Regions from separate parts of the Homo sapiens genome. Here regions 1 and 3 are each linked to region 2. The links are chromatin loops, found by intact Hi-C in ENCODE. Cell type or tissue: endothelial cell of umbilical vein. All regions are shown on one strand. Each heading gives the region's core, and the rest is flanking DNA. Links, peaks and the distances in the headings are about the cores only. Region 1 holds the start of LOC105371557 (a long non-coding RNA gene). Region 2 holds the start of ADORA2B (adenosine A2b receptor). Region 3 overlaps LOC105371557 (a long non-coding RNA gene).

Evidence for each region. Hi-C counts contacts between places; a loop is a spot of excess contacts. Peaks named below come from ENCODE experiments on the same cell type or tissue, not always from the same donor. Only the 100,000 strongest peaks of a DNase experiment are listed, where the experiment ranks them.
Region 1: it touches region 2 in a loop (6-fold over the local background); 3 of 110 quality-filtered maps call a loop at or near these places.
Region 3: it touches region 2 in a loop (7-fold over the local background); 10 of 110 quality-filtered maps call a loop at or near these places.

What each region holds. Positions count from the first base shown.
Region 1 is chr17:15,844,133-15,851,357 of GRCh38, forward strand. LOC105371557 (a long non-coding RNA gene) reads right to left here and starts at 3,746. Exons shown (of 4, transcript XR_934263.3): 1 at 3,659-3,746; 2 at 165-253. It also overlaps a transcript of ADORA2B not described here. In endothelial cell of umbilical vein, for the core only: a CTCF peak has its summit at 5,111; a DNase peak (open chromatin) is centred at 5,109.
Region 2 is chr17:15,940,844-15,951,123 of GRCh38, forward strand. ADORA2B (adenosine A2b receptor) reads left to right here and starts at 4,287. Exons shown (of 2, transcript NM_000676.4): 1 at 4,287-4,740. The coding sequence starts at 4,406. RefSeq lists a silencer at 3,843-4,462 and enhancers at 4,290-5,104, 9,996-10,280. In endothelial cell of umbilical vein, for the core only: a CTCF peak has its summit at 4,398 (motif pointing right); DNase peaks (open chromatin) are centred at 4,008, 4,388 and 5,408; H3K4me3 peaks cover 1,931 bases; H3K27ac peaks cover 1,690 bases.
Region 3 is chr17:15,824,197-15,834,476 of GRCh38, forward strand. It overlaps LOC105371557 (a long non-coding RNA gene), which reads right to left. Exons shown (of 4, transcript XR_934263.3): 4 at 7,316-7,384. It also overlaps the pseudogene SPECC1P1. Among named protein-coding and RNA genes, the nearest start is that of LINC02087, 12 kb to the left of the region's middle. RefSeq lists an enhancer at 4,599-4,893. In endothelial cell of umbilical vein, for the core only: a CTCF peak has its summit at 4,751 (motif pointing right); a DNase peak (open chromatin) is centred at 4,675; H3K27me3 peaks cover 183 bases.

The DNA.
Region 1 (7,225 bases), core at 2,226-7,225, 97 kb before region 2:
ATCATCATGGGCTGGGCATGGTGGCTCACGCCTGTAATCCCAGCATTTTGGGAGGCCAAGGTGGATGAATCACTTAATGTGATGAGTTCAAGACCAGCCTGGCCAACATGGCAAAACCCTGTTTCTACTGAACATTAAAAAAAAAATCTTGTATAGGAGCTCACCTGTGCCTGGATCAGAATAAACAACGTAAAGTGGTGTCTTGAGGAAGTAAAAGCTATAGACAATCACTGGCAATTGAAGACTCTGTTCTCTAATATAACAAAGAAAGCAACAAATTAGAGAGGTTAAATAAAAGTTTTAAAGGGAAATAATTACAGACATATATGTATGTGGTCTTAAATGACAAGGTAAGACGTAGAAGGCAGACCAGCGTTCAGTGAGGAGGGCCGTGCACCTTGTTGTGCTCTGTGGAGACGCTGCCTGCTTATAGGGTGCGTGCGTGTCACCTGCTGTGTGTGACACACCATCAGAAAGTCTGGCCTCCAAATGTTATTCACAGGTATGGGTTGCCACCTTGTAAGAACAGATTATTGTACAAAAATAGGAATGTTGAAAGAAATATTGGGAATGTTTTTTCTTAAATATTATTATATTTTAAGAAGAAATACCATCAGCATTATTTTTGGAACCGTGTATACCTCTTACAGAACACTTGTGCACAACAGAAAATTTGAGAAAGGCCTGGCCAGAGCTGGATTTGCATCCCAGATTTACCATTCATGAACCATGTGACCATCATCAAATTTTCCTCTAAAATAAGAGATAATGTGTGGAGGTTTTGTGGAAAATTAAATTAGATAACATTTTTAAGACACATGGTACTGTGCCTGTCATATACAGTGGAGTTATACTGTATTAGTTTGTTCTCACTTTGCTATAAAGAACTACTTTGAGGCTGGGCACAGTGGCTCATGCCTGTAATTCCAGCACTTTGGGAGGCCAAGGCAGGAGAGTCACTTGATGTCAGGAATTCAAGACCAGCCTGGCAAACGTGACAAAACCCCATCTCTACTAAACATACAAAAATTAGCCAGGCATGATGGCATGCACCTGTAATCCCAGCTACTTGGGAGGCTGAGGCAGGGGAATCGCTGGAATCTGGGAGGCAGAGGTTGCAGTGAGCTGAGATTGCCCCACTGTATTCCAGCCTGGGAGACAGAGCAAGACTTAGTCTCAAAAAAAAAAAAAAAAATTGAATTACCTGAGACTGGGTATTTTATAAAGAAAAAAGGTTTAATTGCCAGGCACAGTGACTCACACTTGTAATTCCAGCACTTTGGGAGGCTGAGGCAGGCAGATCACAAGGTCAAGAGATCGAGATCATCCTGGCTAACACGATGAAACTCCGTCTCTGCTAAAAATACAAAAATATTAGCCGGGCATGGTGGCGGGTGCCTGTAGTCCCAGCTACTCAGGAGGCTGAGGCAGGAGAATGGCATGAACCCGGGAGGCAGAGCTTGCAGTGAGCCAAGATCACTCCATTGCACCCCAGCCTGGGCAACAGAGCCAAGACTCCATCTCAAAAAAAAAAAAAAAAAGGTTTAATTGACTCACAGTTCTACAGGTCACACAGGAAGCATGGCTAGGGAGGCATCAGGAAACTTACAATCATGGTGGAAGGTGAAGGGGATGCAGGTACATATTCACATGGCTGGCAGGAGAGAGAGTGAATGAAGCAGGAGGTGCTACATACTTTCAAGCAACCAGATCCCTTGAGAACTCTTATCGCAAGACAGCACTAGGAGGACGGTGCTAAACCGTTAGAAACTGCCCCCATGAGCCAGTCACCTCTCACTGGGCCCCACCTCCAACAATGGGAATTACAATTCAACATGAGATTTGGGTGGGGACACAGAACCAAACCATATTATGTATGTATATTTGTTTCAGTGAAATTTTCTGTTATTAACATAGTTTTATATTCTGGGGACAAGCAGAACACATGCTTCATTTTGTTGTGTTAAATGTAGCCCCTAAACACAAAGCAACTATTTCATCAGTGATGTAACTAAAGAAAGAGCCAAACTCAGTGGCTCATGCATGTAATCCCAGCACTTTGGGAAGCTGAGGCAGAGGTATCGCTTGAGTCCAGGAGTTCAAGAACATCCTGGGCAACGTGGTGAAAACTCATCTCTTAAAAAAAAAATTAGCCAAGTGTGGTGGTGCACATCTCTAGTCCCAGCTACTCTGGAGGCTGAAGTGGGAGAATCACTTGAGCCTGGGAGATTGAGGCTGCAGTGAGCCGAGGTGTTGCCACTACACTCCAGCCTGAGTGATCCACCTCGGCCTCCCAAAGTGCTGGGATTACAGGTGTGAGCCACCAGGCCTGGACACTAATAGTATTCTTTTTTTATTTTTATTTTTATTTTTTATTTTGAGACAGAGTCTCGCTCAGTCACCCAGGCTGGAGTGGGAGTAATCTCCACTCACTGCAACCTCTGCCTTCCGGGTTCACGTGATTGTCCTGCTTCAGCTTTCCAGGTAGCTGGGATTACAGATGTGTGCCATCACTCACACCGGGCTAATTTTTGTATTTTTAGTAGAGACGGGGTTTTATTCTGTTGGTCAGGCTGGTCTCGAACTCCTAACCTCAAGTGATCCACCCGCCTCGGCCTCCCAAAGTGCTGGGATTACAGACATGAGCCACCATGCCCAGCCACTAATAGCATTCTTAATAACGATTTTCTTTGGTTATTCAGTTCAGGCTTTGTTTTGTGAATGCCTCCTACACACATACACCTACACATACACATACACACACACACACACACACACACACACACACACACACACAATTATATAACATGGTGAGTATTTAGTGAGTATTTCTCTAATCTGCTTAAATGATGCAGGGCTTTCTCATACTGACTCGTATTGTTCTAGCCAAGCAGACTGAGCATTTGAAATAACATTTTAGGATGCCCAAAGACAGGGGTACTGGAAATTAATTCTTGTGGCCTTGCTTTTTTCTTATACACTCTGAATGAGTCTATTTATCATTCAATATTTTGAATTGCAGAGAAACTTAGATAACTGAAAGGAATACCTCAGCAGAATGTAGGCTTCTCTATTTTGTTCTTATTAAATTATCAAAGAAGAAAATGAACATGAGTTATTTAAAATGATTGTCCTTGGAGGCCTTTGGGACCAAGTCATTTAAATGGACTGATAAGAAGGTGGCCCGTTTTGTGTCTTGATGACCTTCCTGAGAATGGCTGGCACAGACAGAGATTTTTTTCTCCTCAGACCTAACCTGATTTCATTCTGTTTCTGCATATTTGCCAACCTGATTTTATTCTGTGTAACATAAAGGGGAAAATGTGAAAACCAGTTCCTGTCAGTAAACCTTTAAAAATTATTTAAAAACCCAACCCCTTACAGTTTGTTAAGTTCCTAATGGTTTCTTCCAATGAAGTTTTCAGTTTACTGATTTTTTTTCCACTCAGAAGAAGGGGCTGTGAAGTCAAGAGTGTAAGACAGCGTGGGTTAACTGTTTTAAGTTCTGTTTCTGTGAAATGTATTCTATTCATGTTTACAGAGCAACAGAGGAAAGCTTAGAGAATTAAGTACACCGTAAATTCAACCACAGAAGCTTATGAGTAGCTAGATTAACTTCAAAACAATCAGTAAATAAATATTTTAAACTTCCACTGACCTTTTTAAAAATCTACTTCCAGATACGTTGTTTGAACTATTCTCATAAATTAGTCATCTTGCAAAACAGCTGTGACAATATGATGTAATGAAGAGAGCAATGATTTAGCAGTCAGAAGGCTGGGAGTCCTTGTCTTGGCTCATTCACAGGGAGATCACATGACATGCCAAAGTCCCCTAGATAAGGGAGCCATACATGAGAGGATTGAGGATTGGGTCAATGATCTATCATAAAAGACTTTCTGTGAGTCTGTGCTTACACTTAGAAACCTCACAAAGAACACACCAGGGAATTTGGGTGAGAGCAGGAGCTTCAGCTCATGCAGAATGCAGTGTTATTTTAGAGTTGTGTTGCGACTCTTAGGCTTAGAAGACAGAATGTCTGAGTCAGGATTCTGTTGTGTATAATGGATTGCACTCTCGTTGGCTTAGACGGAAAAGCGTTAAATGGCTTGCAGAATTGTTGGGAGGGCTGAGCTTCCAGGAGCAGCTCCCAAAGTCTCCACACAGAATTGGACCACCAGGGAACCTGCTCCCTCCACCAGGACAGGAGCCTTAACTTCAGAAAGCTGCCCACCCAGTTGGAAAGGTGCCACCACAGTTACCAGCACCAGAAGCATCTTGTCTCTGCTACAGTCTCTGTGCACATAGTGAACGCCCTGTGCCCTGCCTCTCTCCCCCTGACTCAGGTGCCACTCCGGGTCTCGCTCAAGTCTTTCTGATGATGGAACTTAAATCACGCCCAAAATCCCAGCTGCAGGAGAGCTCTGAGATTTCATCTTTCCAGCCTCTGTGTGCCACGTGGGGTTTGGAGCATTTGCCAACAAGCCAATCCACTGCATTCACCATTGACAATAAGCAAAATGTTTATGATCAGTAACATTTGCATTTTTTCACAATTTGCAGCATACAGACTTCTTAATTAGAGCTAATGTCAAGTCATTCTACATATAAAAATATCATTTTTGACCGTTTCTCAAGAAACAGCTTTTTAAAAAATCAAGAGCAATGCCTACATTATTTCCTGATGCAAAGCTGGTAGAGAAAATAGGATGTTAAATTTAGAATTTCCCTTCCAGCTTTGTTTATTTTCTCCACATCAGCTCTGTTTTCCTCTGTGTCTTTTTCTCCCATGGGGACGTCTTCCACCTTTTCAGTTTGATTTGACCTTTGCCGTGCAGACCTGTGGATGAAGAGCCAGAGTCCCCCAAGGTCGATGCTGCTGGCCAGTGGCCTGGTGTGTGTGTTAACAGAACATCTCCAACGCCCTCAGAGCCCATGACCACCATAAGTCACTCATCAAGTCATTTGACTTGGGATGCCCTGGTATTTAATCATTTTTTTCTATAAGCAAAGTTCCACATTCAAACTTTGGCCCGACATATCAAACGTTTCTTGACTGTACCCTGGCCCCACGTTGTTAACAACCACAAGGGCACTTTCCAGGTACTACCACATGGAGCCGCTGCAGGCAGGAGCCTGGCCCAGGCTCCGGGGAGGCACTGATGGAGAGCCTGACTCATGAGTAACACAAAAGCAGCCTCTTCCTCTCTACCTCTTCCTCCTCTCCAGTTCCTGCCTTGCCTCATTTCTTTTCTGCCTCTCATAGCCATTAAATTCAGGTCACTACTATTTGCCATTTTCTTATTTCATGAGAAATAGCACGGTCAGCCAGAGGCTTCATCTCCAAGGAAACCAGGCATCACAACTGTGCACCTGACCCTTTTGTAGGCACCCTTGGCCATCCCCATCTTGCAGCCTGCTAGACATTTTTCTACCTGGTCTTGTATGTGAGCACCTGTGTTGATCTGTCACTTCTGATCTTGGTGTGCTCCCAGGTTTCCTGGAATTTTCTGATAGACTCACAATACCCCTTTAGTCATGTTTATCTTCATGTATGAGAAAGATGCATAGCTATACTTCATACATATACTGTACACATAAAGATAGCAAATAGAAGAAACAATATGCATCTGTCCACTGTAACAGTATCTTTCTTCCTGGACTTCAATGAACATGCCATTGTATTGAAAGACTCTAGTAGGGTGGGCGCGGTGGCTCACGCCTGTAATCCCAGCACTTTGGGAGGCCGAGGCGGGCAGATCACGAGATCAGGAGATTGAGACCATCCTGGCTAACATGGTGAAACCCCGTCTCTACTAAAAATACAAAAAATTAGCTGGGCATGGTGGTGGGTGCCTGTAGTCCCAGCTGCTCAGGAGGCTGAGGCAGGAGGATGGCATGAACCGGGAGGTGGAACTTGCAGTGAGCCGAGATCGCCCCACTTCACTCCAGCCTGGGCAACAGAGCAACACTCTGTCTCAAAAAAAAAAAAAAAAAGGCTGTAGTAAAAATTAATCCTAGAATGTACCCGGTTATTATCTCTGCTAAAATAGTTTGCAATTAAATTAAATGAAGATTAAACTACACATATTGAAAGACATGAAAGCCCAGTGAGTGAGTCAGTGAAAATGGGAAATGAATTAACAGTCACAGTTTGTGCAAGAACTTTCCTGTTCCTTCCTCCCCTAGGCACCTCATTATTTAAACATATTCGTTTTACTCAGTTGTCCTACATCTAGGACTGGCCTCCACTCAGCTAACTCCTCCTCCCCTCTCATTTCTCCAATTCAGCTCTAGTCCAGAGGAGAAAAGAATAATAAATATCACACTAAACACCATGGAATACTTCTCAAGTCACCAAAGAGGTAAATCAAAAAGTATTATTTGCTATTTTGAACTGGAACAACATGTAAATGTTCCCATCTCTTTTCTTGGCAGATGGAACTGGACAGAATACTTCTGTCCATAAGGCCCTTAGAAGCCCCCTAAGCGAAATACCAATGAGGACCTCCCCAGCAGCTGCTGTCTCTCCTGCCAGGTAGATGAGCCCCAGGAATAACCACTGCTTATGGTTTGTTGTATATCCCTCTAGATGTTTTTCTTTATACATATGTGTGTGTGTGTGTGTCTGTGTCTGTGTGTGTAGAGAGAGGGTGTGTGTTGTGTAAATTGGATTATACTACACGTTAGTCCAACACTTACTCATTTCACTTTATCATTGGAATGTGAGCTCCGTGAGGACCAAGATTTTTGTTTATTTTGCTTGCTAACACATCTTTTGTCGGTAACAGGGAGTGAAACATGGTCACATCATGATAGAAGCTCAACAAATATTTGTTGAATGAATAAAGGAATATGTCTGAGACATCTTTACATTGCAACATTTGGAGAAATGATTCCTTTTTGTAAAGGTTATATAATACACATCAATTTATATAGCCATACTTCTACTGATAGATTTTAGGTTACTTGGGGTAAACAATAAAGTGAAGATCCTTATGCAATTTTTTGACCACTAAAGGGGCTATTTCTGCATAAGGGTGGATCAAGATTCATTTGCAAATATGAGAGATCACTGTAGTTAAGCAGAAAGGGATTTAATCCAGGGCATTTGGTACTGGAAGGGCTGGAGAAGGCAGTAGGCTCTGTCCACTGAGCTTCCAGGAAGGGTTCCCAGAGCATCTCAATGCTGGTCCAGTAAAGGAGCTTCTGTTCCTGCCAGAAT
Region 2 (10,280 bases), core at 2,493-7,492:
GCCCTCTTCTGCATTGAATGAGGTTGCATGAGCAAGCAATGCTTGCAGCTGTGGCAGCCTTTTTGTAACCATGTGGCAACAAGCCTAAGAGGAAAGCTACTGAAGATGGCAGAGCAGAAAGAGAGAACCTGGGCCTGTCATGATATTTCTGGGACCATCTGTATGTCACCTGGATTCTGCTCTGGCAGTTGAGGCAGGATGAGAGGGGTGAGAGATGAGACGATGTGTACTAGCAGTCTGGAAGAGGTCCACGGAGGGTCAGTTTGTTCAGGAAGCATACCCTTCCACTTTCACCAGTGAAAGTCCCACTTGAGTTTCTAGGGCTCTAGTCCTAACCTAACCAGATGCTTTCATCACTGCAGTTGTTTTCCAGGAGTCAGGATCTAGAGGTAGTCAGATGGCAGATGGCTCCTCCTGCCCCTTTTTAGCCTGACCCTGTGAAGTAGATATTGTTATCCCATCTTATACATAAGAAATAGGGGCTTAGAAAGATTAATTGACTTGTCCAACATCAACAGCAGAGCTGGGAATCAAACCTGGAGTCTCTGTTGCTAAGACCTGGGCTCTGCTCCCTGCACACCAATTGCTTTCAAGACTAAACCAGCTGGGTGTAGTGGCTCACACTTGTAATCCCGGCACTTTGGGAGGCTGAGATGGGAGGATCGCTTGAGCCCAGGGGTTCAAGACCAGCCTGGGCAACATAGTGGGACACTGTCTCTACAAAAACATTACAAATTAACCAGGCATGGTGGTGTGCACCTGTAGTCCTAGCCACTTGGGAGGCTGGGGTGGGAGGATCACCTGAGCCCAGGAGGTTGAGGCTGCAGTAAGCTATGATCCCACCATGGTGCTACAGCTTCAGTGACAGAGTGAGACTCTTGTTTCAAAAAAAAAAAAAAAAAAGACTAAATGCCATGACTCTCTTCGGATTCCACCCTTCCTCCTCGTGTTTCCTGAATAATAACCTGTTAATAATAATTATTATAATATTTAATAATAATAATTGGCACCCCCATGGACCCAGTGAGTCCAGCTCAAATCCTAGCGTGGATCAGGGGTTGAAGGAGTCAGGAAAATGTATGATTCATTTCACAAAGACTTTGTGAAGAGGGGCGGGTTGTTGTGTGAGTCAGAGGGTACCAGGTGGGGCTGGGGTGGGGAGAGGACGGAGAAGGGAAAGCTTTGCTGGTGAGGGACACCGGGGACCTGAAACTCAGTGGACTGCAACACAGACGGGAACAGGGCACAGCCCTGTGCTGGAGACTTCCTACTTGGGTGCTATCGTTTGGAAATCTGTCCTCCCAAATCTCATGCTGAAATGTAATCCCCAGTGTTGGAGGTGGGGCCTAGTGGAAGCAGTGGAGCAGTTTCTGATGAATGGTTTAGTGCCATCCTTTTTAGTGCTGTCCTCATGATAGTGAGTGAGTTCTCACTAGATCCGGTTGTTAAAAAAGGTGTGGCACCTCCCCCCACCTCTTGCTCCTGCTTTCCCCATGTGACATGCCTGCTCCCACTTCACCCTCTGCCACTAGTAAAGCTCCCTGAGGCCCCTTGGAAGCCAAGCAGATGCTGGCACTATGGTTTACAGGCTGCAGAACTGTGAGCCAAATAAACCTCTTTTCTTTGTAAATTACCCAGTCTCAGATATTTCCCTATAGCAATGTAAGAATGGCCTAATACATTGGGTGATTCAGGGAAGGTTTCCTGATGGAGGTTGGGCTCTGAAAAGGGGAAATGGTGATTCTGGGCACAGGAAATGCTAGAGCAGAGCCCAGGCCCAGCAGCTGCAGGGCGTGCAGGAACCACTCATAGCAACCAGCCAGACACCGTTCGCCTCCTCTCCCTCTGCAAAATCTCCACTCACTCCTTTGGATATTGCTCTGACCATCCCCGCCCCGTCCTGTGACCTCTGCGGACTGGCATCCCAGCAGGATGGCCCAGCTCTCCAGCCTGGCAGCCAGAGCCTTCTCCACTAGGCCTTTTTCTCTTCACTCTCCTGGGCATGGCACCCCTGGGCAAACTCCTAACTACCACCTCTGCCTGGTATAGCTGGAACCACCCCACTGTGAAGCCTCCCTCACTCTGTAAAAGCCAGTACCCCAGGAAGCCTCCTCTAACCCTTTGCCCTCTGCCACTCCAAGGAAGTGCTATTGGAGGAGCTGCCTGATCTCTCTGGCCTTCTGTGTGGCAGCAGAAGTTTGTGTCAACTGCTGTGGGAACGTGATTGGTGGAGCAGGTGATTCCAGAACTCACGTGACCAGGACACGGAATGTGTGGGCTTGCCAATATTTTGATATATAAATCAACTGTTTTCATTATGGAAGTAACAAAACCTCAAGGGAAATAGAAAAAAAAATTCCCTGTAATCATCCCACCCAGCTAGGAGGTCTACTGTGTGTGTTTTTGACATTTTGCTGTCCTCGTTGGTGCAAGGGCAGATGTGACTGTTTATGCCTGTGGAGGGCAGAGGGGTTTTTCTTCTTCTTGTCTTTTTTTAGAGACAGGGTCTCCCTCTTTTGCCCAGCCTGGATGGAATGCAGTGGCATGATCCCAGCTCACTGCAGCCTCGAACCCCTGGCCTCAAAGGATCCTCCTGCCTCAGCCTCCCAAGTAGCTGGGACTACAGGCACCTGCCACCGTGCCTGGCTGATTTATTTTTTATTTGTTTGTTTAGAGATGGGGTCTCCCTACATTGGCCAGGCTGGTCTTGAACTCCTGGCCTCAAATGTTCCTCCTGTCTTGGCCTCCCAAAGTTTTGGGATTATAGGCGTGAGCCATGTTGTCGTCATTACAGCTACATTGAGATATAATTTATGTGCCACACAATGCATGCCTTTCAAGTGTACAGTTCAGTGGCATTGAGGTATATCCACAGAACCGTACAACCATCACCACATTGAGAAAATTTTTATCACCCTAAAAAATCCTTTACAAAATCCTTTACCCTTTAGCAGTCACCCCATGTTTTGATTTTTGCTTTACATGATTTTACAAGCATCTTTTCCTGTTGCTGGAAAATCTCCTTACCCATCCTCTTTGGTGACTGTCAGCAAAGGCTTTCGGGTGGTGAAATAGCGTGGCCAGGAGTGCTCTAGAACAATGGTGTTGGTGAGGGCTGCAGAAGCTGAGGACCCACAGGCAGAGAGGGAGGGATGGTAGAAGCAGGTGGTGAGGAGGGACTCGGGGCAGGACTTTGGGGGTAAAAGGAAGCAAGTCTCTGGAAGCAGAACCAGCAGCACTGCTGATCATTGGGACGTGGAGAAAGGCGAAGGCTCAGGGTGTCAGCAAACTTCCTAGGGTGGGTGAGGGTTGCCAGGTCAATAACGAACAGGGTCCCAGGAAAAGGCGGCAGCACAGGTTTGGGGAGAATTAGAGATGAGCTTGGTTTTGGTCTTGTTGGATTTGGGGGCACCAGTCTCTCTCCTGGCGAGAGTCGGCAGTGGGGTGTTAGGATCTGGCCCTCAGGAGGCTGTTAGGGCTGAAGCAAGAGATTTGGGAGTTAAGGGTGTGAGGGCCACGTGGGAGGCCTCGGGAGCCTGTGCCGATCCAGGGTGAGTGTGAAGGAAAGAAAAAAGAGGGCCCGGGGAACACTGGTATTTTCGGGCGGTGGACGAGGATGGGACGGCCACGAGCTTGTCTTAAGGTAGAAGGCAGAGCGGGGCCGTAGGGGCAGTGGCGCGGGCGAGGGTGGAGAACAGCGCTGAGCCTCGCTGGGAGGCGGCCGGAGGGGGCTGCAGCCCCCGAGGGCTCCTTGCAGTCCGGCCCCGCAGCCTGGAGACAGCTCCGGTGGTGCTGCGCTGCCCGAGACTGCTGCACGAGCGGGGACTGCGGCCTCGGCTCCCTGCCTGCCCGGCAGCCCCCCATCCAGTCGGCCTGCCCGGGGTGCGCAGGGTTAGCCTGGAGTGAGCTCGCCCCGCCCGGGGTTGCGCGGCCCTGGGGGGTCCTCTCGCGGCGGCTCCTGGGACCTGCTGGCGCCCCGGGCAGAGCCCGGCCCCATCCCAGGAGTCGCCCGGACTGGAAGGCAGTGCGAGCACTGGGACACAGCCTCCGAGCTCGAGCGTGACGGGAAGTTGGGGCAATTTGTTAGTTATCCGCCGCCACCAAGACGCGGCACGGCGCCTGGACCGGAGGGGCCCCGCGCGGGCGCGAACTTTGGGCTCGGGCGAGTGGGTGGTGCTCCGCCCAGCCCGAGACGGGCGGGCGCGCGGGCCAATGGGTGCCGCCTCTTGGCCGCGGGGGGCCCCGACCCGTGGGTCCCGGCCACCAGCGCCCCAGCCCCGAGGCTCAGAAGCGGCAGGCGGAGGCGCGGTCCGGGCGCTATGGCCATGCCCGGCGGGTCTCACGCGGCTGCCCCTCGCCCGGCGCGCCTTCGGTAGGGGGCGCCCGGGGCCCAGCTGGCCCGGCCATGCTGCTGGAGACACAGGACGCGCTGTACGTGGCGCTGGAGCTGGTCATCGCCGCGCTTTCGGTGGCGGGCAACGTGCTGGTGTGCGCCGCGGTGGGCACGGCGAACACTCTGCAGACGCCCACCAACTACTTCCTGGTGTCCCTGGCTGCGGCCGACGTGGCCGTGGGGCTCTTCGCCATCCCCTTTGCCATCACCATCAGCCTGGGCTTCTGCACTGACTTCTACGGCTGCCTCTTCCTCGCCTGCTTCGTGCTGGTGCTCACGCAGAGCTCCATCTTCAGCCTTCTGGCCGTGGCAGTCGACAGATACCTGGCCATCTGTGTCCCGCTCAGGTGAGGCGCTCGGCGTCGCCCGAACTCGGGGCCCCGTCGGAGCTCCGAAATGGGTCGTCTTCTCCAGGCCGGGGTTCCTCCCTCGGGGGCCCCAGACGGGCCAGGCTGGGGGCGCGCGGGGCGCTTGGAGGGCTGGTTCCCAGCCTGGCCACCCCGCAACGCTAGACCAGTGCGCCCGGGCACCCAAGACATCCCAGATGCGCGTCGCTCTAAGGAGATCTGCGTAGGGACAGCTCTAGGGGGTCCGGGGAGTGCGGTCCCCGGCGCCCGGGGAGGCGCCGTGGAAACCCCGGGGAAAGCGTCACCCCCGGGGAAAGCGTCACCCCCGTGGGCGGGTGGAGCCCGGGGCGCGGGAGTTTTGGTGATCACATCTCCACTCCTGCCACGAAGGCCGTTCCTAACACTCGCCCGCAGCGGCGGTGCAGCGGCAGTCCCGTGAGTGCTGCGGCTCCCGGAGGCCCGGGAGGTTCCCACTAAGGGCAAGGCAACTTTGGACGCTGGGCATTCGCACCGTCAGAATGGACACGCATGAGCCAGCTTCAGAACGTGTCTGCTGCGGAGAGGCGGCCCGGCCCATCCCAGGGGAAGGTGTCCGTTAACTTTGGGGAACGCTACGGACTCAGATTATATACTTTTAAAAGGAGTTACAATGCTTCCTCGTGTCTGGCAAACGGCCTTACAGCCTCACTGCCCTTGTGTAACTATTTATCTCCTGCTGCCCTGTTGGGAGCGGGCTGAGAAGTGCAGAAAATGGTGGCGAACTTACTTGTCCACTCTTTCTCCCACACTGAGAAAATCTAGGATTCAGGGGATGGAGTCAGCCAGCGACCAGAGTGGATTCCCAGTTGGAGCTGATGACTTCAACATTGAGAGTTTGTTGAAAGTATTTATTCTCTGTCTTTGGTGCCTGGGCCACTTTGGCATTTCTGAGGAGAGCTTGAGATCTCTTTAAATTTGGAGCTGAGACAGGGAAACTAAATCACAGAGTAGGAAGGAAGGGAAGGAATTCATTTATTGGGTGCCAACTCTGTGCAGACAGTTTATAATAAACGTGTCCCCAGCAGTCCTTGCAGTAGTACCAGAGGACGGGTGCTGTAACCTTCATCTCGTAGAGGAGGGGTGATGGCCCAGGGAGGTTGGAGTCTTGCCCAGGATGGTGTATCAGGGATGGGTGTCAGAGCCGGGGCTTGAACTCACAGCTGGCACCGTGTCCCCACCCATGCCATCAGGCCACTCTGCAAGGCCATGTGTGGCACCGTGTTTAGGAGTCAGGGAGAAAAGTGCTCTGCTGTTTTGGGAGGAGGAGCCTGCCTGCAGTAAACTGGTGGTTGTAGGGGAATGTGTTTGTGGGAATGGAGCCGGAGAATGCTCCCAGAGGCCATTTGAGTAGGCAGATGTGTTGGGCCTGGTCCTTGCAGGTTGTTTCGTGGGTCCCAGCAGGAACAGGAGCCTCCTGCTTGGGAGGGCTGTGAGCCTTATGTGGGTGTCTGGCCACTCCATGTGCTGCTGCCCGTGCTGTTGGACCAGGAGGCCTTATGTCTCCCATCAGGTGTGACAGCCCAGGGATTTCCAAGGCTTAGGGAGGACAGCAGTTTCTTCTCTCTCTTCTGGATCCCTTCCCTGCCTTTTGGTGTCATCGTTGTTACTTGATGGCATTTTGGATGTTTTGCATCCAGCAGAGCAGTCACAAGCCCCAGCCTGAGTTGTCCATCTAATGGAAACCCCTTGGACTTGCCCTGGCAGAGACCAGAGACCCAGAGAGGAGTTAGTGGAACAATCTCCCAGGCCACAGGGAGCAGGAAGTTCCATGAAAGTTTAAATCTGTTCCTTCTTGTCCTGGTTTGTGCTGGGTGAGGTCTTGAAAAAAATGGGTGTGGGTGTGTTAAGGGGAAAGTGCTGTGAATCACAGGCCCTGAGCTTCTTTGCATTGCCAAGGGCAGGAGGGAAGAACACTGAGGCTCGCCCCATCCTGCCTTCCTGGCCCGTCCAGAGCTTGGAGGTCTGGAAGAGGTGCACAGGCAGTCCCCAGCTCCCTGCCCCAGAGTTAGTCGTCTGACCTGGCCACAGCACCACCCCAACCCTGGTGGGTGGGAGAGGTGTACTAGGGCCCCCAGGGCTTCCCTCTCAGGGGCTGGTGCCTGGGGCAGGCCTTCCCTCAGCTGGCCTAGCAGTTCATGGCCCCTTGGGAAGAGGTTAAAATACAGATTACAGGGCCTCACCTGGTTGTACTGAATCAGAATCTCTGGAGTGGGTGTCGAGGGGATTCCAGCAGTGGGATCTTTAACCAGGGACATTTGGGTCCAGCGATCTAAGAATCCTCCTAGATTCAGGGCCTGAAGCTTTCCTCACTTGACTGACACAGGCTGGGTGCATGGCGCCCCAAGCACTGACTTGGCCCTGAGGCCTTCCTGGGGTTGTGGAACTCCAGGTGAGAGTAAAGTTGGAAGTGCCCTGTTTGGGAGGAGGTGTGTCCCCTTTGAAGCCAAGCAATAAGGAGGGTGAGGTGCAGGGAGTGAGGGCTAAAGGCTTAGGCTAGGACAGTCCTGGGACCTACCCCCAGTTCCTCCCGGTTCGAGGGCTCCAAGTGTGAGGCCTGTGGCCGCAGAGACCACAGCCCCCACCTGCCACCGCATTGCCAAGGTGTTTACTGATGTGACAGATGACAGTGTAGAAGGGAGGGGAGCCGGAGGGAATGCCAGGGACAAATATGACGCCCTTGGCCTGGCCCTTTGCCTTCAGGACAGGGCTGGCCACAAACAGAAGTCCATTGCCTCTGGTTCAAGTCCATAGACAATTCCTGATGTTGGGCCCTGGCGGCGGGGGGCTCCAGTCCCCAGTGGTGCCGACGGGAGTGGGCGTGTAGCTCCTGGGCTGGGGGAGGTGGACGTGTACAGGCAGGAGGGTGTGGGCCATGCCCAAAGCTGCTCCCAGCTCTCACTTCACCCTCAGGCAGGAGCACTTCCTCCTCCCTGCTTGAATCCTGTTCCTTTCATGCCACACCCACTGTGGGGGTCTTCGCTGCTTGTAGACCCAGTTTCCCTGGCCCTGTGGCATTGAGTCTCTGGCAGGGCTGAGGCCAGCTGTTTTCCTAGTGGAGCTGAAAGAGGGTGGATCCGGGAGGGTTTAGTTGGCCGAATGGGTCCAGTGCCGTGTATCTGACCTGTCCCTGGACCCTGCCCAGTCACCCTCTCTGCTCTTGCCACATTGAGGCTTTTCTCTGTGCCTCACGTATCTGGTCTTTGAGGTAGGGATTAAAGACCTCTTAGCAAGACTTTGTGCTTAGGGTAGGAGTTGGCGGGGGGTTCTGAATGTTTTTCAAAACTTAAAAAAATTGAGCTATAGGGCCGGGCACGGTGGCTCACGCCTGTAATCCCAGCACTTTGGGAGGCTGAAGAGGGTGGATCACCTGAGGTCAGGAGCTCGAGACCAGCTTGGCCAACATGGTGAAACCCTGTCTCTACTGAAAATATAAAAATTAGCTGGGTGTGGTGGTGGGTGCCTGTAATCCCAGCTACTTGAGAGGCTGAGGCAGGAGAATCGCTTGAACCCGGGAGGCAGAGGTTGCAGTGAGCCAAGATCACGCCATTGCACTCCACCTTGGGCAACAAGAGCAAAACTCTGCCTCAAAAAAAAAAAATTGAGCTATAGTCCAGGCACAGTGGCTCACGCCTGTAATCCCAGTGCTTTGGGAGGCCAAGGCGAATAGATCAGTTGAGGCTAGGAGTTTGAGACCAGCCTGGCCAACATGGCGAAATCCCGTCTCTACTAAAAATACAAAAATTGGCTGGGTGTGGTGGTACACGCTTGTAATCCCAGCTACTCGGGAGGCTGAGGCAGGAGAATTGCTTGAACCCAAGAGACAGAGGTTGCCGTGAGCCAGGATCACACCGCTGCACTCCAGCCTGGGCAACAGAGTGAGACTGTGTCTCACACATACACAAAAAATTAAGCTATAATTCCCGTCCCATAAAATTCACTGGTAATGTTCGAAATAAAGCTTGGCAGGGGCTGGATACGGTGGCTCACACCCGTAATCACAGCATTTTGGGAGGCCGAGGCAGGTGGATCACCTGAGGTCAGAGTTCGAGACCAGCCTGGCCAACATGATGAAACCCCGTCTCTACTAAAAATACAAAAATTAGCCGGGCGTGGTGGCACGCGCCTGTAATCCCAGTTACTAGGGAGGCTGAGACAGGAGAATTGCTTGAACCCAGGAGGTGGAGGTTGCAGTGAGCCCCAGCCTGGGTGACAATAGCGAAACTCTGTCTCAAAAAAAATAAAAAATAAAAAAGCTTGGCAGGAAGATTTCTGGCTCTGGGTTGTATCCTCCAGCTTTCCCAAGAGCTCCCTCCTTGGGTTCACCCTTCTGCATCAGTGTTACCTTTCTCTTCCAGATCATTCCCATGGTAATGGGTTGGATGATGGCCCCCTGCAAAACGTATGTCCATATTTTAATTCCCAGAACCTCTGACTATTCCCTTATATGGCCAAAACAAAAAACAACCAACCAAAACCCCACAAATACTGCTTTCTGTGGATCTTGAGAGAAGGAGCTTATTTGGATTATCTGGGCGGCCTCTTAATGCATTTGCACTCTTAGAAGATAAATCTGCAGAGAAGGCCGTTTGAAGGTGGAGGCCACAGCCAAGGAATGAAGGATGGCCACCAGAAGCTGGAAGAGGCAACAGATCCTCCTTTGGAACCTCTGGCAGGAGCGTGGCCCACACCTGGAAGTCAGCCTTCTCGCCCTGCTTGTTTTAAGCCACTAGGTTTGTGGGGCTTTGTCAGAGCAGCACCAGGAAGCCACCCATCAGTACACGAATATACCCCTAGATCAACGCCCCTTCACTTCCTCATCCACTCCTTTGCCTCCCCCCTGGCAAACTCTGCCACTTGTTACCAGGATGCCACTGAATTCTCCTGTCAGGTCACCCATGCGCCATCCCTCTTTTGGCAGAATCGAGCAGTCACTTCCCGGACCTCGTTGAACATGTTCTCTCAGCAGCTCCTGGTGGGCACTGTGGGCCCCCAGCTGGACTCCTGCTCCCCTGTAACCACTCCACACAGCAGCCAGACGGGATGACTTAAAACCTAAGCCACATCATACCGTTCCCCTGCTTACCACGCTGCAGAGACACAGAGAGTGAAATCCCTATGCCCTACCCTAGCCTGAGGCTGTGCATGGTCGGCCTTCACCCCCCAATTCTCACTCACCACGGCCAAGTTATATTCCCACCCATGGTCTTTGCACCCCCGTTCCTCACTTCACCCACCTGGAGAGGCTTCTCAGCCACTGCATTGGTTTACCGCCATCTCTAGTTATCCCATTAAACCATGTCCTTACTCAGAGTCTCTCTGCGCCCAGTGTGCTAGCCTTGTGGGCAGGGGCCTTACACCCCAGGATGCAGCGCGATGCCGGCACAGGCTAGGAAAGCACATTGTGGATGAATGCATGAGTGACTGGGTGAAAAGGGCACATGTCAGGCTACGTCATGCCCGGGGAACAGCTGGACAGGTGGGAAGGGAGGGTCCGAGACAGC
Region 3 (10,280 bases), core at 2,724-7,723, 120 kb before region 2:
ACTCTAGCCTTCCCAGGGGGTATGAGGTGGTATCTCAGTGTGGTTTGGGTTTGCATTTCCCTAGTGACAAATGATGTTGAGCATCTTTTCATGTGCTTGTTGTCCAGTCATATGTCTTTTATGGTAAAATGTCTCTTGAAATTTGTCTTTTCGTTATTCTGTTATAAGCATTCTTTATATTAATATATTCTGGATACTAATATATTCTGGATACTCTTACTTAGCAATGAAGACTGTTTGCGGTATGGGTCCAACCTGCGTTCCAGTTGGAATGTCCTAGTCACCTATGCATCCACCCAACAAATACTGCCAGAGAGCCTACCATGCGTATATATGGCAGAGTCCCTGGCCTCAGGAAGCCCACGGTCTAGTCCAGACACACAACACCACCCACGTTCTTTGAACTTCCACTTCTCTCTAGATTTCTTGAGCCAACTAACAACTCTCAAGTACTTTGCCTATTCAGTATTGTTTTTTACAGCCCTTAATTTCATTTTGCACACTACTTACTGTTGAGTTTTAATATTTGCAAATATTTGCTTCTATTCTGTGACTTGTCTTTTTACTCTCTCAGTAGTATCCTTTGGTCCTATTAAAATTAAAACAAGTTATAATTTTCATGAAGTTCAATTTATCTAATTTTTTTCTTTCATTGTCTGTGCCTTTGTTGCCATATCCAAAGTATCATTTCCAAATTCAGTTGATGGAGATTTTTCTCCTGTGTTTTCTTTTAAAACATTTATAGTTTTAGCCTGTAGCCCATTTTGAGTTAATTTTTGTATATGGTGTCAGATAAGGATTCAGCTTCATTCACGCACATGGATAGCCAGTTTTTCCAGCGTAATTTGTTGAAGAGACTGTCCTTTTCCCCATTGAGTGGAATTGTTAGTGTTTTTTACATAGAAGATTATGTTGTCTGTGAACAGAGATATTCTTATGCTCTCCTTTCCAATGTTTATATCTTTATTTCTTTTTCTTGCATAAGTGCTCTGGCTATGTTGAAGAGAAGTGACATGTGTGCATCCTGATCTTGTTCCTGATCTTAGGGGAAAGCTTTCACTCTTTCACCACTGAGAATGTTGTTAGCTGTGGGATTCTCAAATATGGCCTTTATCATGATAGGGAAGTTACTTTCTACCCTAGTTTCTTGTGTTTTTATCATGAAAAAGTATTGGATTTTTTAAATTGTTTTTTCTGCATCAACTGAGATGAACATAGTTTTTTCTGTAATTTTTTTCCTTTTTTTTTTGAGATGGAGTCTCACTCTGTCACCCAGGCTGGAGTGCAGTGGTGCAATCTCGGCTCACTGCAACCTCTGCCTCCTGGGTTTGAGCGATTCTCCTGCCTCAGCCTCCCAGGTAGCTGGGACTACAGGCACCCGCCACCACACCCGGCTAATTTTTTGTATTTTTAGTGGAGATGGGGTTTCACCATGTTAGCCAGGATGGTCTTGATCTCCTGACCTCATGATCCACCCGCCTCAGCCTCCCAAAGTGCTGGGATTACAGGCATGAGCCACCATGCCTGGCCTTTTAATTTTTTTAATGTGGTGCATTTTACTGATTGTTTTTTTTATGTTGAACCATCTTTGCACTCCAGGAATAAATTCCACTTGGTTATGGTGAATAATTTCTTTGATATGCTGTTGGGTTCACTTTGCTAATATTTTATTGAGAATTTTTGCATCTAAATACTTAAGGCATATTGGTCTGTAATTTTCTTTTTTGTGATGGCTTCATTGGGCTTTGGTATCAGTGTAATGCTGACTTTATAGAATGAGTTAGGAAGTGTTCCCTCCTCTTTGATTTTTGGGAAGAGTTTGAGAAGAATTAGAGTTGATTCTTTAAATGTTTTGGTGGGGTTCACTAGTAAAGCAATCTGGTCTTGTGCTTGTCATTGTTTTTTTTTTTTTTTTTTTTTTTGACAAAGTTTTGCTCTTGTTGCCCAGGGTGGAGTCCAATGGTACAATCTCGGCTCACTGCAACCTCTGCCTCCCGGGTTCAAGCGATTCTCATGCCTCAACCTCTTGAGTAGCTGGGATTACAGGCATGTGCCACCACACCTGGCTAATTTTTGTATTTTTAGTAGAGACAGGGTTTCTCCATGTTGGTCAGGCTGGTCTTGAACTCCCGACCTCAAGTGATCTGCCCGCCTCGGCCTCCCAAAGTGCTAGGATTAAAGGTGTGAGCCACCACACCCGGCCAGTAGGTTTCTTATTACTGATTCAGTCTCCTCACTTCCTCACCAGTTGTAGGTCTATTCAGATTTTCTGTTTCTTAATGTGTCAGTTTTGGTAGATTGTGTGTTTCTAGGAATATGCCCATTTTATCCAGGTTATAAAATTTATTGGTATACTGCTGTTCATAGTATTCTCTTATAATCTTTTTTATTTTCATAAAATAAGTAATACTGTTTCCAATTTCACTTCTGATTTTAATAATTTGAGTCTTCTCTCTTTTTCTTAGTAAATTTCCTTTCTGATTTTGATAGTTTGAGTTTTCTCTTTTTCTTAACAAATTTCATTTCTGATTTTGATAATTTGAGTCTTTTTATTAGTCTAGCTAATGTGTTGCTAATTTTGTTGATCTTTTAAAGAGCTAGCTTTTGGTTTTGTTGATTTTCTCTATTGTTTTTCCATCTGTATGTTGTTTATCTCTGCTGTAATCATTATTTCCATCTGCTAGCTTTGGGTTTGGTTTGCTCTTCCTTTTCTATTTCCTCAAGGTGTATAATTAGGTTATGATCTGGTTATGTTTCTTCTTTTTCAGTGTATGCGTTTACATAAACTTCCCTCTTCACATTGTTTTATTGTATCCCATAACTTTTGGCATGTTGCCTTTTCATTTTCCTTTGTCTCAAGATATTTTCAAATTTCCCTTGTCATTTCTTCTTTGACCAGTTGAGAAAGAGTGTGTTTAATTTCCACATGTGTGAATTTTCCAGTTCTCCTTCTGTTATTGATTTGTAGTTTTATAACATTGTGATCAGAAAAGATACTTTGAATTATTTTAAATTTTTAAGAATGTGTTAAGGTTTGTTTTGTGGCCTAACATGTGGTCTATCCTGGAGAACGTACCATGTGCACTTGAGAGGAATGTGTATTCTCCTGTTGTGGGGTGGAGTGTTGTGTATGTGTCTGTTGTGTCCAGTTGGTTTGTAGTGTTGTTCAAGTCCTGTATTTTCTTATTGATCTGTCTGGTTGTTCTATTATTGAAAGTGAAGTATTGAAATGTCCTAGTATTAGTGTAAGAGTATTTCTCCCTTTCATTCTGTCAATTTTTAAAAATATACTTTGGGATCCTGCTATTAGGTTTATATAAATTTATAATTGTTATATCTTCTTGCTGCGTTCCTTTTTATTTTTATTTATTTATTTTAGATGGAGTTTCACTCTTGTTGCCCAGGCTGGAGTGCAATGGCTCACTGCAGCCTCCACCTCCAGGGTGCAAGCGATACTCCTGCCTCAGCCTCCCAAGTAGCTGGGGTTACAGGCGCCTGGTACCACACCTGGCTAATTTTTTGTTTTTTGTTTTTTAAGACAGAGTCTCACTCTGTCACCAGGCTGGAGTACAGTGGCGCAATCTCGGCTCACTGCAACTTCTGACTCCCTGGTTCAAGTGATTCTCCTGCCTCAGCCTCCCAAGTAGCTGGGATTATAGGCACATGCCACCACGCCCAGCTAATTTTTGTATTTTTGATAGAGACAGGGTTTCACCCTGTTGGCCAGGATGGTCTCGATCTCCTGACCAAGTGATCCACCTGCCTCGGCCTCCTAAAGTGCTGGGATTACAGGCGTGAGACACCGTGCCTGGCCAATTTTTTGTATTTTTTAGTAGAGACGGAGTTTTCACCATGTTGACCAGGCTGGTGTCGAACTCCTGACCTCAGGTGATCCACTCACCTCGGCCTCCCAAAGGGCTGGGTTTACAGTCCTGAGCCACCTGCCTGGCTTCCCTTTGTTAATATATACCTTAACAATGTATATTTTCTCCCATTCTATAGGTTGTCTGTTTACTCTGTTGATAGTTTCTTCTGAAGACAGTGGAATACTATGCAGCAACTAAAGTAGCCACCTAGCAGGATGTGTACCAGTATGGATACATTTTGAAAACACAGCTAAAAGCAAGGTGCAAGGGCATAATAAGCATAGATGGTGAGGGATAGAGCATATTACCATGTTACAAACCCGACACTCTAAAAGCACAATATAGTATATATAACATTGTGTAAAACACTCAAAACACCCAGAACAATACTAGGCATTATCATGGATACATACATATATAGTAAAAGTGAAAAACCATTCAAGGGATGACCACATAGCAATTTTAGGATAATGCTTATTACTCTCTGAGGTGGGAGGGTACATTGAAGCTTTAAAAAATTCTTCCTAGAATAAAAAGATTTTGCAAATGTGGCAAAATTTAACTATTGTTAAGTCTGAGTACCTGTTTATCATTATTCTTGGTAGTTTCCTGTATATTTAGAATATTAACAATCAAAAATTGAACAGGTGGAAGGACTGTACTGTGCCACTTTTCTGCTTCTGGTATGTGTATGTTTCAGTGCTCTGTGCCTTCCACTGTGGTTCTCTATCAGGTTCATAGTGTATTTCTCTAAAGAAACATTGTAACTTACTGCTAAGTATCTTATGGCTAAGGAGATTGAAGATCAGCCTTGCTTCAGGGGCGTTGTTCACAGCTCAGCAGCAGAGGGCGCCACCCCATAGCTGATGTGCGGTGGGGCGGCCACACCAGGCAGCCCTCTTGGTACAGGGCCAGTGCCTCCCAGGGAAGCACTGCTCCCCCAGCTGCAGGAAAGAGGAATATTTAAATGCGTGCAGATTTCCCTTTCGCTTGTAGGAAGGGGTACAGAATCCAGCCATTTGGAAGCATACATCATGTTTCTCTGACTGTTCGTGGCCTCGGCTGTTTCTGAGGCTAATAATGCAAGAAACAGCACATGCCAAAGGCGTCTTTGCCACTGTGTCCATGAGCCTGCTGCTGACTTGCCAGGGGTTTTTTGTGATGTATTATTTTAGATTGAGGGGGTTCGTGTACAGGTTTGTTACATGGGTATATTGTGTCATGATGGGGCTTTGGCTTGTAGTGGACTGATCGCTGCGGGAACTTTGTTGTTAAACTGACCAGGGAACTTTCCTTTTATTTTAAGTGGAAAAAGATTATTCATACCTGAAGGAGATGTGTAATCACCAAGCAGAACAGCTAAACAGAACCAGCCTAAAGCTGCAAGAAGCATCATCAGAGAGTGATGCAGAGATCAAAGACATGAAAGAAACCATGTTTGCACTGGAAGATCAGGTGGAACAGCACTGGGTTATCAAGTTACACAGTACTCAACTTATCAGTGAGCTAAAAAATAAGTGGGGTCAAGCCCAGGTGAAATGTGGATTGGAAGTGAGTAGGACACTAAAGAACCCAGCAGCAGTGGGTGACTGTGGGAAGGTTTTTGACCGTGTGTTGGCTGGGGTTTATGAAGAGTCTTTCATTTGAGTGTGCTATAATCTCCCGGGAAGAATGTCACCTAAGAAACAATCATTAATCTCTTAAACTAAGTTGAAAACTGGATAACAGAAGAAAAGAGTAAGTAACATAAGTGACTGTGAAAAATAGCAAATGCTTTGTTGTTTGTTGTTGTTTTAGAGAGAGGGTCTCAGTCTGTTTCCCAGACTGGAGTGCAGTGGTATGACCATACTCACCACAGCCTCAAACTTGTGGGCTCAAGCGATTGTCCCAAATCAGTCTCCCAGAGCACTGGGATTACAGATGTGAATCACTGTACCCAGCCACAAATGTTTCTTGTCTGTGCTAGATGTGCTGTGTGTGAGCCATGCTGCTGCCACTGTCTCTGAGCAGCCTGATCGGCTTGGAGGCCACAAGTTGGGACACTTCAGCTGTGACTGTGTGAGAGTTCACAGGGACTTTTCCTAAGGACATTCTGTGGGGTAGGAATGGGTTATTCAGAAGAAATACCTTGCCAAGCATTGACACTGTGTTGTCACCAAGCATTGACAATGTGTTGTCTCTTGGAGCTGATAGAGTTGGATGATAGGTGTCAGAGTGGATGAAAAATGTGTGCTCTTGGTCTAAGGAAGAAAACAATTCCTGCATGTGTGCCATTGATGGTAGGATATCAAGTAACTTACAGATGTTGGCCACTTAGTTGCTGAAGAGGCATCATTATGTGGCTTATGAGCTCATTGTTTACTTTGACTTGGGAAAAGAAATTTTTAAAAGGGATTAAACGTTGCCTGCTTTGTCCAAATGAGCCTTATCAAATTATCACATCTAATGTGCTTCGCTTTTGTGACAAAAGACTTAATGGACATGGCCAGGTGTGGTGGCTCACGCCTGTAATCTTAGCACTTTGGGAGGTCGAGGTGGGTGGATCACCTGAGGTCAAGAGTTTGAGACCAACTTGGCCAACATGATGAAACCTTGTCTCTATTAAAAATACAAAAATTAGCCAGGTGAGGTGGCGGGTGCCTGTAATCCCAGCTACTTAGGAGGCTGAGGCAGGAGAATCACATGAACCCAGGAGGTGAAGGTTGCAGTGAGCTGAGATCACACCATTGCGCTCTAGCCTGGGCAACAGAGTGAAACTCTGCCTCAAAAAAAAAAAAAAAAAAAGGTTTAATGGGCAAAGCATTTAGGTCACACCAATCATTACTAAGAATAGCCTGGTCAGTTGCCTGAGAAGTTCCCCACACCGTGCAGTTGATCCTCCTTATTCACAGATTCACAGATTGCACATTTGTGAATTCACCTGCTTGCTAAAAATTTCTTTTTTTTTTAGATGGAGTTTTGCTCTTGTTGCCCAGGCTGGAGTGCAATGGTGCAATCTTGGCTCACCGGAGGTTATCCTGCCTCAGCCTCCCGAGTAGCTGGGATTACAGGCATGCGCCACCATGCCCGGCTAATTTTGTATTTTTTTAGTAGAGACGGAGTTTCTCCATGTTGGTCAGGCTGGTCTTGAACTCCCAACCTCAGGTGATCCACCCGCCTTGGCCTCCCAAAGTGCTGAGATTACAGGCATGAGCCACTGCGCCCAGCTGCTCAAATGTATTTTAACCCCCAAATCAACAGGCAGAGTACTTCCACTGAGTCATTTTTGTCATTTTTGGACATGCACAGAGAAGTGAAAACGTTGAGTCATCCAGTGCTTATGCTCCCCACTGAGGTCAGACAGACACTTTACCTTCTCATACTGTACATATGTCTTTTCCATGGTCTGTTTAGTACTGTGCTTTTAGCATTTTTTTGCGTGGTTTTGGTGACTTCGCTGTTTAAAATGGCCCCAAGTGCAGTGCTGCAGTGCTGCAGTGCTGTCCACTGTCCCTAAGCGCAGGGAGGCTGAGAGAGACCTGCAGAGAAGACACGTATGTTACGGAAGTTTCTTGAAGGCATGAGCTCCTGTGCTGTTAAGCCTGAGTTACTGAATCGACAACACAGTACATCAGAGAAAGGGAGAGGAAGTTCAACAATATGTATGTAAAGCTGCCCTGACATGCTAAAGGGACATCTGTAGAGTGTGATGCAGCTGTGGAAAAGATGGAAAAGCAGCCAAATTTATGGATTCATGAGAAGACGGCCAATTTTAAAAAGCAGTGGGCAACATTATTGTGAGACTGAAAACCAAAGACACGTACGTGCACATCATCTCAGGTCAGGAAAATATTAAATCCTTCTTGGTTAGTGCTGGTCGGCTCCTAGGTTTCGAAAGGCTGTAAGGTGTGAGAATGGTTAACGTTGCAGGCAAGGCAGGTTGTGCAGATCAGGAGACTGAGGAAAAATTTAAAAATACTTCCTCAGTGTTAGGAAGAAGGAAATGGGAAGAATGAGTTTCCACTGCTGATGAGACTTGCTTGTTTTATGGAGATATTGCCAGATGCAACTCTGTGCACGAACCTGAGAATTGACTGTGTATTCCAGATATTGATTAGTTGGTTAGAGTGAGAGTTGACAGCACCTGCCTCGTTTCTTCTTGAACATGACACGCAGTAGAACTGTGGAACCTCAGCATTCAGTGTCGGTGCCATCCAGGCTGTTCTCAGGATACAGCTGAAAACCTGGACACCATTATCATCAGTGTATCCTTCCAAACCCAGCACCATGATTGTGAAGAAAAGTCAAAGAAGACAAGTTCTGTTCTGTTTTGTTTTTGTTTTTGTGATATTTTGCTGTTGAGAATGGGGTTGTATTGTCCCTAAATCCTTAAAAGTCAGCACAGACACACCAAGAAAACCAGTGTATAATTAATGTCCACAGCAAAATTTAGGCCCACCCCTGTGGTTATATCATCATATATCCAGGACTGACAATAACCCAAGCCATCTTTTGAAAAGCTGTTAAACTTTTTAAAAGGATTTTGAAGTATTATTCAGATATCTTTTTGCTCAGAGACCCCGAGACACAGCCCTAGACCGATCACTCCTTCCCATGAGATCCTGATGGGAGAGAAATGGACTGAAAAATGAAAGGAAATTAGGGGGTGTTTTCTACTCAGCAGAATAATCCCAGACTCAGACTCCCAGGCCCACTAGAACTAGAACTGCTGGGGTAGGACCTGCCCACAAGCATCTTTTTAGCCTTCTCTGGTGATTCTGATTCACAGCCTTCATAGAAAACTGCTCTAGGTTAGAGCATGAGGACCTATTGAGGAATTTCAGCTTGGTGACTGACACCATCAGATTTAAACTCGAATGACTCTGATAGCCATATGGAGAGAATTGGAGGCGAGGAGAACGAAGGGTTGCAGGTGTCCTTAAGTAGGGAGAGGCAGGCAAGCCACCTGGGAAGATGTCAAATGCACACATCCTCGGGTTCTGTCTGCCCTTGGAGATTCTGCCTCCAGGTGTCTGGAGTGTGGACTAGAACATCAGTGCTTTTGAAAAGCTTCACCAATGATTCAGAGGCTTAACTGCCGTTGAGACCCACGACTCTGGAAAGTGCTTTACAAACCACAGGAGGAATAAGCAGTCATGTGCTCTGTTATGTGAAAGCCTCTATCTCACAGCAATAAAGGACACTCAGGATGATTGCGTGTGAGTGCGAGGGAGGCCGGGCTCGGTGTGCAAGTGTGTGTGGCCAAGGAGGCCTCTTCCCGTAGTGCTATTTGGTTGTGCATCCTGTCTGCTGAGACTGTAACCTCAATATGCACCATGTGTTTTTCAGATCATCGTGTTCCCTATTTTGGAGGAACTTGCTGCTTCCAGCCCCTCTTTGCAGGGTAAATTGAAATTGCTAAAAGTTGCATTTAGAGTAGAATGCATTTAGAGTAGATTTGAACACCTGCTGTGGCATGTGGAGCTGCCCCTTTGCTACCTGACTTATCTTCTCTCAAGAGTCTCACAACTCTTCCAAGGCCTGTCTGAATTGTCTATTTCTAGGTAATGTGATCAAGCTGGAGAAACAGAAGTCAGATCTGGGGAGGCAGCTAAAGACTCTGACTGAGCAGATACAGGGGAGATGTGGCAGGAGCCTTCACCACCATCTTCCTATAAATTACCCCTCCAAGGTCTGGATCACTCTCTCTATCCTGCTTTATCTTGGAACATTTTCATGACATGGGTCCTGAAACTGTAAGTTCTTGCCAGCAGGAAGTAAAATCAAAGCAGTCATTTGTTGTCAGGATGGAGAGCTCTCATAACCTGAAGGTGTAATTTCCACCAGTGCCTTTTCCTAGCAGCAAGACACCGTGAAAGCAGGGCCTCACTAAGCACTGCTGGCTGTTCTTTCTTGGTGACTGATACAGGGGCTCTGGAGTCTCTGCCCAGGCACCAGCCCTGGCAGGCATCTGACACAGGGTTGGGCTCTGGCATTTTCAGAAGAAGACCATGGAATGGAGGTGGTTCCAGCCGGATCTGCAGACTGCGGTGGCAGTGGCCAACAATGTCAAGTGAGAAGCCCAGCAGGAGCTGGGCACTGTGAAGAGGAAACTGCTGAACTGCTGGAGGAGAAGGAGAAGGAGGAGGAGAATGCCTGGCTGCAGAAGGAGCTGGGGGATGTGCAGGGCTGCGGCAGGGTGGTTTCCAGCAGAGCTGCCCCTCCGTGAGTCTAGTGGGCACCCAGGCCATGCTTGCTTTTCACTTAATTACTGTGCGTGGGGCTCCCTGGTAGGGATGAGACGCTTCATGTCTCTCTGTGCAAGGCTCTGCTGTTTCTTTTCTGGGATCAGTCTGCATTACCAGTGCTACCGCATCACTAGGAACATTCCATCCAGTGCCCAGTTTCTGCCATGCTTAGCAGCATAAGGGGCTG